Regions from separate parts of the Homo sapiens genome. Here region 2 is linked to region 1. Evidence: chromatin contacts called from ENCODE Hi-C or POLR2A ChIA-PET data. All regions are on one chromosome and are shown on one strand. Each heading gives the region's core, a stretch centred on a gene start or an enhancer-like site at or near the end of the contact. The rest is flanking DNA. Distances are from core to core; before and after follow the strand shown. Region 1 has its middle 100 kb from the start of LINC02227. Region 2 has its middle 140 kb from the start of LINC02227.

What was found. Hi-C counts contacts between places; a loop is a spot of excess contacts on that map. ChIA-PET counts read pairs that join two places held with the same protein, here RNA polymerase II (POLR2A). Pooled maps may share reads with other maps.
Region 2: a map with no recorded cell type shows a loop between it and region 1 (2.2-fold over the local background). The contact joins two enhancer-like sites. A Hi-C loop is called at or near these places in 1 of 168 maps with a recorded cell type or tissue (B cell), 16 of 37 single-sample maps with no recorded cell type and 12 of 50 pooled maps. POLR2A ChIA-PET finds 5 or more read pairs at or near these places in 7 of 52 experiments (GM12878, MCF 10A, OCI-LY7 and 4 more).

What each region holds. Positions count from the first base shown.
Region 1 is chr5:158,511,546-158,515,102 of GRCh38, reverse strand. No RefSeq gene overlaps it. Among named protein-coding and RNA genes, the nearest start is that of LINC02227, 100 kb to the right of the region's middle. Within about 2 kb of position 1,667, at least 2 of the 41 ENCODE cell types and tissues checked have a DNase peak (open chromatin) inside an H3K27ac peak, as active enhancers do.
Region 2 is chr5:158,552,132-158,555,688 of GRCh38, reverse strand. No RefSeq gene overlaps it. Among named protein-coding and RNA genes, the nearest start is that of LINC02227, 140 kb to the right of the region's middle. Within about 2 kb of position 1,612, at least 7 of the 41 ENCODE cell types and tissues checked have a DNase peak (open chromatin) inside an H3K27ac peak, as active enhancers do.

The sequences.
Region 1 (3,557 bases), core at 418-2,917:
TGAGTGCTGTGCCACTGCTGTCTCTGTAACTGGCAGCACTTGCTTAGGGCTCCTAAGATTGGCTCCTTATGGGGTTGGCTTTTTCATGAACTTCGGTGTGAGAAACAGGTAAGTTTCCTACTTCTCTAAGATCTTAATATAGGAAAAATTAGCCAGAAGCTTGTGAGGGGAAGCTAGCCAAGGTGTGTGTTTGCTGGAAATAAAATCAGTGGGCCTTCCAGGGCTGGGGAAATGGACTTGGGGGTATTTCTTCACCATCTGTCCAGTCTCCAGTGTGTCTTGATAGATGGTTTTCCCCTATAACCCATTAGTCACCTCATCCCTCTCTCTGAGCTCTGTTTTTTGAAATATGGTTATCTCATTTGAATAGCAATGAGTAAGTGCATTGGAAGCTACTTGAATGCATTCTGAATGCATTAAACTGGAAACATACAATTCAGTGACATACCTATTGCCAAACTATAGTAAAAGTTGAAGTGATTAAAACAATTTAATGGCATGAACATGCATCCAGAAAGGAAGAGAGAGAGAGAGAGAGAGGGACAGTAATTTTTTCCAGTGCAGCATCAGCCCAGTGGTTGATACTTTGGAAGAAGTGGGTGGAGGCCCTTGCCAAGAGAAAGTGAAATAATTGATGAAGACCCAAAGGAAAATGTCCTTGATCTTGAAGTTATTACTTCATTTCATGAAATACCTTAAAAGTCAGTGAAAGACTACAAAGTCAGAAAGTCAATTGTTTTTTTTCCCCTTGGATACAATTCCAATATGTGCATATAAACACGTCACAGAGTTCTCTTAAAAAAAAGTATAGCTTGGGATCTAGGTCATGCTTTCAAATAGCCTTATTATACCCGTTATGAAGTGGACACTCAGGTATTTGGCTTGGAACTTTTATCCACACCCAAATGGCTGGGTGATTTATAACTTGCTATCCACATTCTCATAGCTGTTTGGTCAATGTTAAAGCCTCAAATTAGGCTTGACGTTTATCAGAAAATACACACACACACACACACTGAACTATCATTCAGCAAATGATGTCATAGGCTAACCACTATTTCCAAGTACCTTTGCACTGGAGCTAGATTCTAGTTATATGTTCTTCCTCCCTCCCTCCCTCTCTCCTTCTCTTTCTCCCTTCCTTCTCTCCCTCTCTCCTGATGTTCTTTCCTTTCTCCCTTCCTTTCTTCTTTTCTTTCTTCCTTTCCATTTTTTTTCTTCTCCCTGTCCCTCTCTCTATTCCCTCCCCTCCTGTTTCTCCTCCTCGTTCTTCTTTTTAACATTCATAGCACGGGAAATAAATGATTGACTTCTTCTTGTCTTATTCCAACTGATTTCATTCTCTTTTGTTTTGGAAATAGTGCTAAAAACCTCAGGAGGAAATGTTTTTTGTTCAGTGACTGATCTTGATACTTCCTGCTTCTTGTCAAGCCAGAAATAGCTCCTCAACAACTGCAACCAGGGAGTAGCAAGAAGTGCGAAAATGAAATAAAAATTTGTGTATTTCTCCGCACAGAAAAAAAATCCATTGTTCATTCATAAATAAATAAATATTGATTGGGCTCCTCTGATGATAGGTCTTGTGCTCATGCTGGGGCTACAGCAACAGACAAAAAAAGAAATGATTCCTCATATCACTGAGCTCAGAGTCCAGTTGATCAATACTTACCTTGAGAAACAGTGCTGTGGACATGGTCTGTTACCCTCCCAGGTAACAGGAGGAACATTTGTTTCTCCACGTGTATCACTATGGGGTCTGGGGGAATTAACACTATCTTCAGCTAATAGTCAAGCCCTAACTGGCCTAAATTGATTAATATAATCTCATCCCTAGAGTACAGTATAGTACAGTTATTGTGTCAGAGATGGACACATGAACTATGTTGGTCCAATCAGAGAGAGTATCTTTGCTTAATGACTAAGGAAGGAGAACCAACTTCTCTCCTCTCTCTCTCTCTCTCTCTCTCCCCCTTTCTCTCCTCATTATCTTCCTCCCCATTCCTGCTGAATGTGAATGAGAAAGCAACAAGTCATACTGTGGCCATGAAGGGGGCCAGGCCTAAAGTGAAAATGGAAAGCAGAAAGAAATCAGGTATTTGGTAACATAGTAAGCTGCTGGATCAAACCCTAGCTAAAGCTTCTTGATGTTCAACTACTTTCTTCATCTATATACAGGTTTTACTTGCATTTCCTACCCCTTAGAGGTAAAAGAATACTGATACACACAGGGATGTATGGCTTATTCAACAATTTGAGAAATACAATATTCTACTCACAAAAATGTTCCATGTAACTGAAATGATACTTTATCAAATATACTTGATTTATTTTTTATAATTATTCTAAATTATACACATTGATGCCTTAAAAATTATACCAAATAAAAGATGTGAGAAGTACTCATATAATCCTAAATACTTCCTCCATGTTCCATAGTACACTGACATCTTTGCAAACTACTGATGTGGATCGAATTGTTGTCTACATGCTAAATATTTCTGAATACCACCCTTTTTTAAAAGCTGCACTTTGGAGTTTTGCAGTTATATTCTTAGCTTCCAGCTTCCACTCTGTGTGAAGATCATGACGCCAACCTTTAATAGCTATTTATTCCATATAAATTACTGCTTCTAAATCTGTTACAAGCTGGGAAACCATATTACTGAGTTTGTTAGAATTGTTTTTAAAACAAGAATGAATGGACACTACGTAAATGCCTTGGGGGCAGGGGGCAGGCAGCAAGTCTCCTGTCTATTACATGTTCTTAACCCTATTGTTGGAACTCTAAGGCTCCATGTAGAGGCCTGAGAAGCCTACACAGGAGATAAGAAAACAGAGCTGTGGGGTCCTGGGAACACCCCCTCCCCATTTCTGCTTCAATCAGCGCATTTCCATTTTTATCTGTTTTATGTAACAGAGTTCTGAAAAAGATTTCATTTGAAATAAAGATTCAATTCTTTAAAGAAAAGAAATGCTCCCCTATACCAGCGTATACGATGGAATACTGTACTAGTTATTTTCAGGTAGAATATTTTCCATAGTAGAGGTAAAGTCTTGGTTTTGGAAACTTACCTACACAATTCCAGTGAAGAGAAATAAGAAATAAGAATTGCAGTCTCTGCCTTGTGGAAAATGGCTTAATTTAGTTTTACTAATGTTGCTTATTCAAATCTCATCTCAACAAAATGCATCTTTGCAATGTCAACAGTCCATTTTGCTCCATTAAATCTAAGGTGTTATGAAGCTATAAGATATAAGGTGTTATGTAAGATATACCATTATTGTATGTAGAATTAAGAAAGAAAAAGCATGGCCAGTTAAACCATACACTGCACATATCCTTTGTGCACCACTTCACCTACAACAGTTCTGTGTAGTGTTTGGCCTGCTTCTGACTGCTTCCTGCCCCAGAATTTCTCTGACACTGCACTGCAGAATGCCTGCAGCCTTGACATTTACACACCTGCAACTTAAGGATGTGGGGAGGTCATGCTCCATGGAGCAACCCACAACCAACTGTAGACAATGTCCTCACAGCAGATGATTCTAAGCCAAAT
Region 2 (3,557 bases), core at 363-2,862, 41 kb before region 1:
GGTTTCCCCTAAAGCAAGGAGAGAGAGAGACAGAGAGAGAGAGAGAGAGAGAGAGAGAGAGAGAGAAAACCTAGTCTCCAAGCTCCTATTTTATTTGTCCATCACTGAGACAAGTTTGCACCCAGGGGAAGGTATACATAAAAGCATGAATGCCAGGAGGTGGAATCCTTGGAGGGCATTTTGAAGACTGGCTGACACAGTGCCTTAGTAAGAGTTTTGGGGATATAGCCATGAGCTAAAGGGCCATCTAACTTATAGTCTAAGAGGAGAGACAGACATATATAAAATCATTATGTACCTAAATACATACCAACCAACTAGGCTAAGACAATGAAGAAAAGGTACAGTATGTATGAGAGACATTTAGCAGGAGACCTTAGGAGGAAGTGGAAGGGACAGGGATGCATTTGTGAGGAAGTTACATTTCAGTTGAAACTCAAAGCATGAGTGGTAGTTAACATTAGTTAAAATTATGGTGGTTGCCTCAACATGTTAAACATAGTTTCCTTATCACCTAGCAGTTCTATCTTTAGGTATAAACCCAAGATAAATAAACACATACATCCATACAAAAGCTTGTACATGAATGCCCATAGCGGCATTGTTCATAATAGTCAAAAAATGAAAGTAACTCAAATGTCCATCAACTTGTGAATGGATAAACTAAATGTGGTATATCCATACAATAGGATATTACGTGATGACTAAGAAAAAAACACTGATCCACGGTACAACATGGATGAACCTTGAAAACATTATGATAAGTAAAAGAAGTCATAAACAAAATACGACATATTGGATAATCCTATTTGTTTGAATGTCTGCAATAGGAGACAGAAGAGAGATGCAAAGTAGATTAATGATTTCCTAGGGTTGAGGGAAAATGGAAAGTGAAAGCTTATAGGTAAAAGGGTTTTTTAAAGGGTGATAAAAACGTTTTGAAATAGATGTAATGATGCTTGCACCACTCTATGAATATGCTTGAAACCACTGAATAGTCCACTTTAAGTGGGTGAATTGTGTGTATGTGAATTTTTTTCTTAATAATGAGGTTATAAAAGAGGATGGCTGGAAAAGCTTTGCAGCAGAAGGAACAACTTGAAGTGGAAGAGAATATGGTGTGCAGGAGAAATGGAAAGAAAGTCAATGTGTCTGCAGCACAGAGTAGAGGAGAGAAGTAGTGTTACATGAGGTGGAAACCAGACCCTGCAGGCTTTAGTGACCCAATCAAGGAAGCTGCTCTTAATCGTGAGGGCTATGAGAAGCCACTGAAGGTTTTTAAGCATGAATTTGCCAGATCATATTTGAGGTTTTCAAATTTAATATCATAAATGCCCTATAAAATAAAGCTAATATTTATATCATGAGGTGATTAACGGAGCAGGCAGAATAGTGAAAATCGTATTTTTTATCATTTTCCCTAGAGGAGTGCAGACACTGGAGTTTTGAGATTGTGCTTGAACCGTTAATCGTTAGAAGCAGCATACTTGGTTCACATGCTTTTCATCCACCCTCTGGTGTCCTACATGACTTCATATTGCTCAATGAGGGGACAGGCTAGATGTGGCCACCCTCAGGTGCTGGCCCCATGTTCTCATGTTGCACAGTTTTTGGGATTCTGGGCTTCACCGAGCTCTTTATCCTTGTCCAGATGGCAGAGCAGAGGAAATATCTGGTAAAATGTTAATTCCACCTCATTTAATGCAGCTTACATAGGTGTGGTGTAGTCGAGGCCTCTACAGGAAAAGCTGATTTCAAGTTCTGGCACAAGGATTAGCTGATTCACAAAAGATGTGAGTCTCCGTTTCTTCCCTGCACATCTGTCCTGTCTGCTTTTAATTTGGAAGCACCAGTTTTAATTTAGCGGCAGGACTGTAAACTCCATTTCTGTGAATACAGAATGACATACTTTGTGGAACGGGGGCCTCTGGCCAAGATCTGACTCCTAAGTAATTGATGGCTAGTGACTGGCTGAGAAATGCTCAAATGCAAACACTTCCCATGGCAAAAACCCTGTCGTATCAGCTGGATTACAAACGAGCCTTGCTGGGCTGCTGCCCATTGAAATATAGGCCATGTCTTTAACCACAGTCTCCAAAACCTGGAGGGAGCCTCCAGTTCATTCTAAACATCGATGATCTTTCCAGTCCACAGGTTTCCTTTGTCCTCAGACTTTGTCTGGAGCCTGTGGCCCAATGCACAGATTTCTTCATATTTGGAAGCCAACCATATCGGGAAGGAGGCTTCAGCATTAAGGGTTGTTTTGTTCTGGTGAAAAGGACACTCTTTTCATCACATTTAAAAACCAATTTTTTAAAATCTCACTCATATCCAATATTTTGTGTGTGTGAGAGAGAAAACACAGGCCTAAAGTTACATCACCCTTGTGGTTTGAGAAATCTTTTTCACAATATGTAGACTGTTTTTGGGGCTGGGATTTTTGGAGAAGGGGGAAAAATAGTGGGGCAAGAAGGACAGAGATATGAGACAGAAAATTAAGTCTTTCTGTAAACAAGAAAGAATGGATAAGCAAAGGGAATAAAATGGACAAAACTTCCATGAGTCTGACATCTTCTAGATACAGAGATAGCCGATACAAAATCCCATGATGCCTTTAAAAAATTAATTTAAGTCCACCAGTCTTACATCACCATTGAATCCCTATCACCTGTCATGGTGCCTAGCATATAGTAAGTTTTGATACATATTTTTAAATACATGAATGAGGAAATAAGTAATTATTGCATGCTTACCGTATGCCCAGCACTGCTGTACTCAAAGGGCATGGGAAACATAACTAATGCCACAGGGAAACTTATGGGGAGTCCAGTGTAGAATAATGGTAGGAGGCACAGAGCCCGGAGTTAGCTAGTCCTGGATCTGGGTTTGAGCCCTGCCTCTAACACTTACCAGCTGTGTGGCCTGGGGGAAAATTATTTAAGCTAATTGTTAGTTTCCTTTAATTGGAATGTGGACAATAATAGGACCTATTTCATGTGGTTGTTGGGAGGATTACTTGTGGTAAAGGTGTAAGGTGCTTGTGCTAGAACATGGGAAATACTCAGTAATGGTAACTATTATATAATTTGGAAATGGTACATGGCCGCCTTATGCAATAGTTCTTGCTGTGAGTCTCTCCAAAATGTCCTTGAACTCCCACCTTCGTTTTACATACAATTGCTTGCCAATTCCTTTCTCAAGACATAGTGAGGCCAACATTATTCACTCCCGTTGGTCTTGCTTAAGTGTGCAGAGTCCTTTTGTCTTGGAACTAATGTGGATTTTGTAAAAAATCATTTCTCCATGGAGGACAGTGGCACTCAGCTCCAGTACTAACAAGAGAACATCCCAGATGGTTTGCAAAGTATTTTAGTTTTTGCCAAACATGTTTCCTGCTAATTTGAAATTCCCTCTGTGTTTTTAAGTGAAATGTAATCCACGTGTTCCTGGTCAAGTAACTACTGGGGAAGGAAGTGGGAAAGAATCAGGGAGAATCCCAACATCAGCTCTTAAAGAGATGGCAGCATCTGAGGTGTGTGTGCTGCATGTGTTCTAAG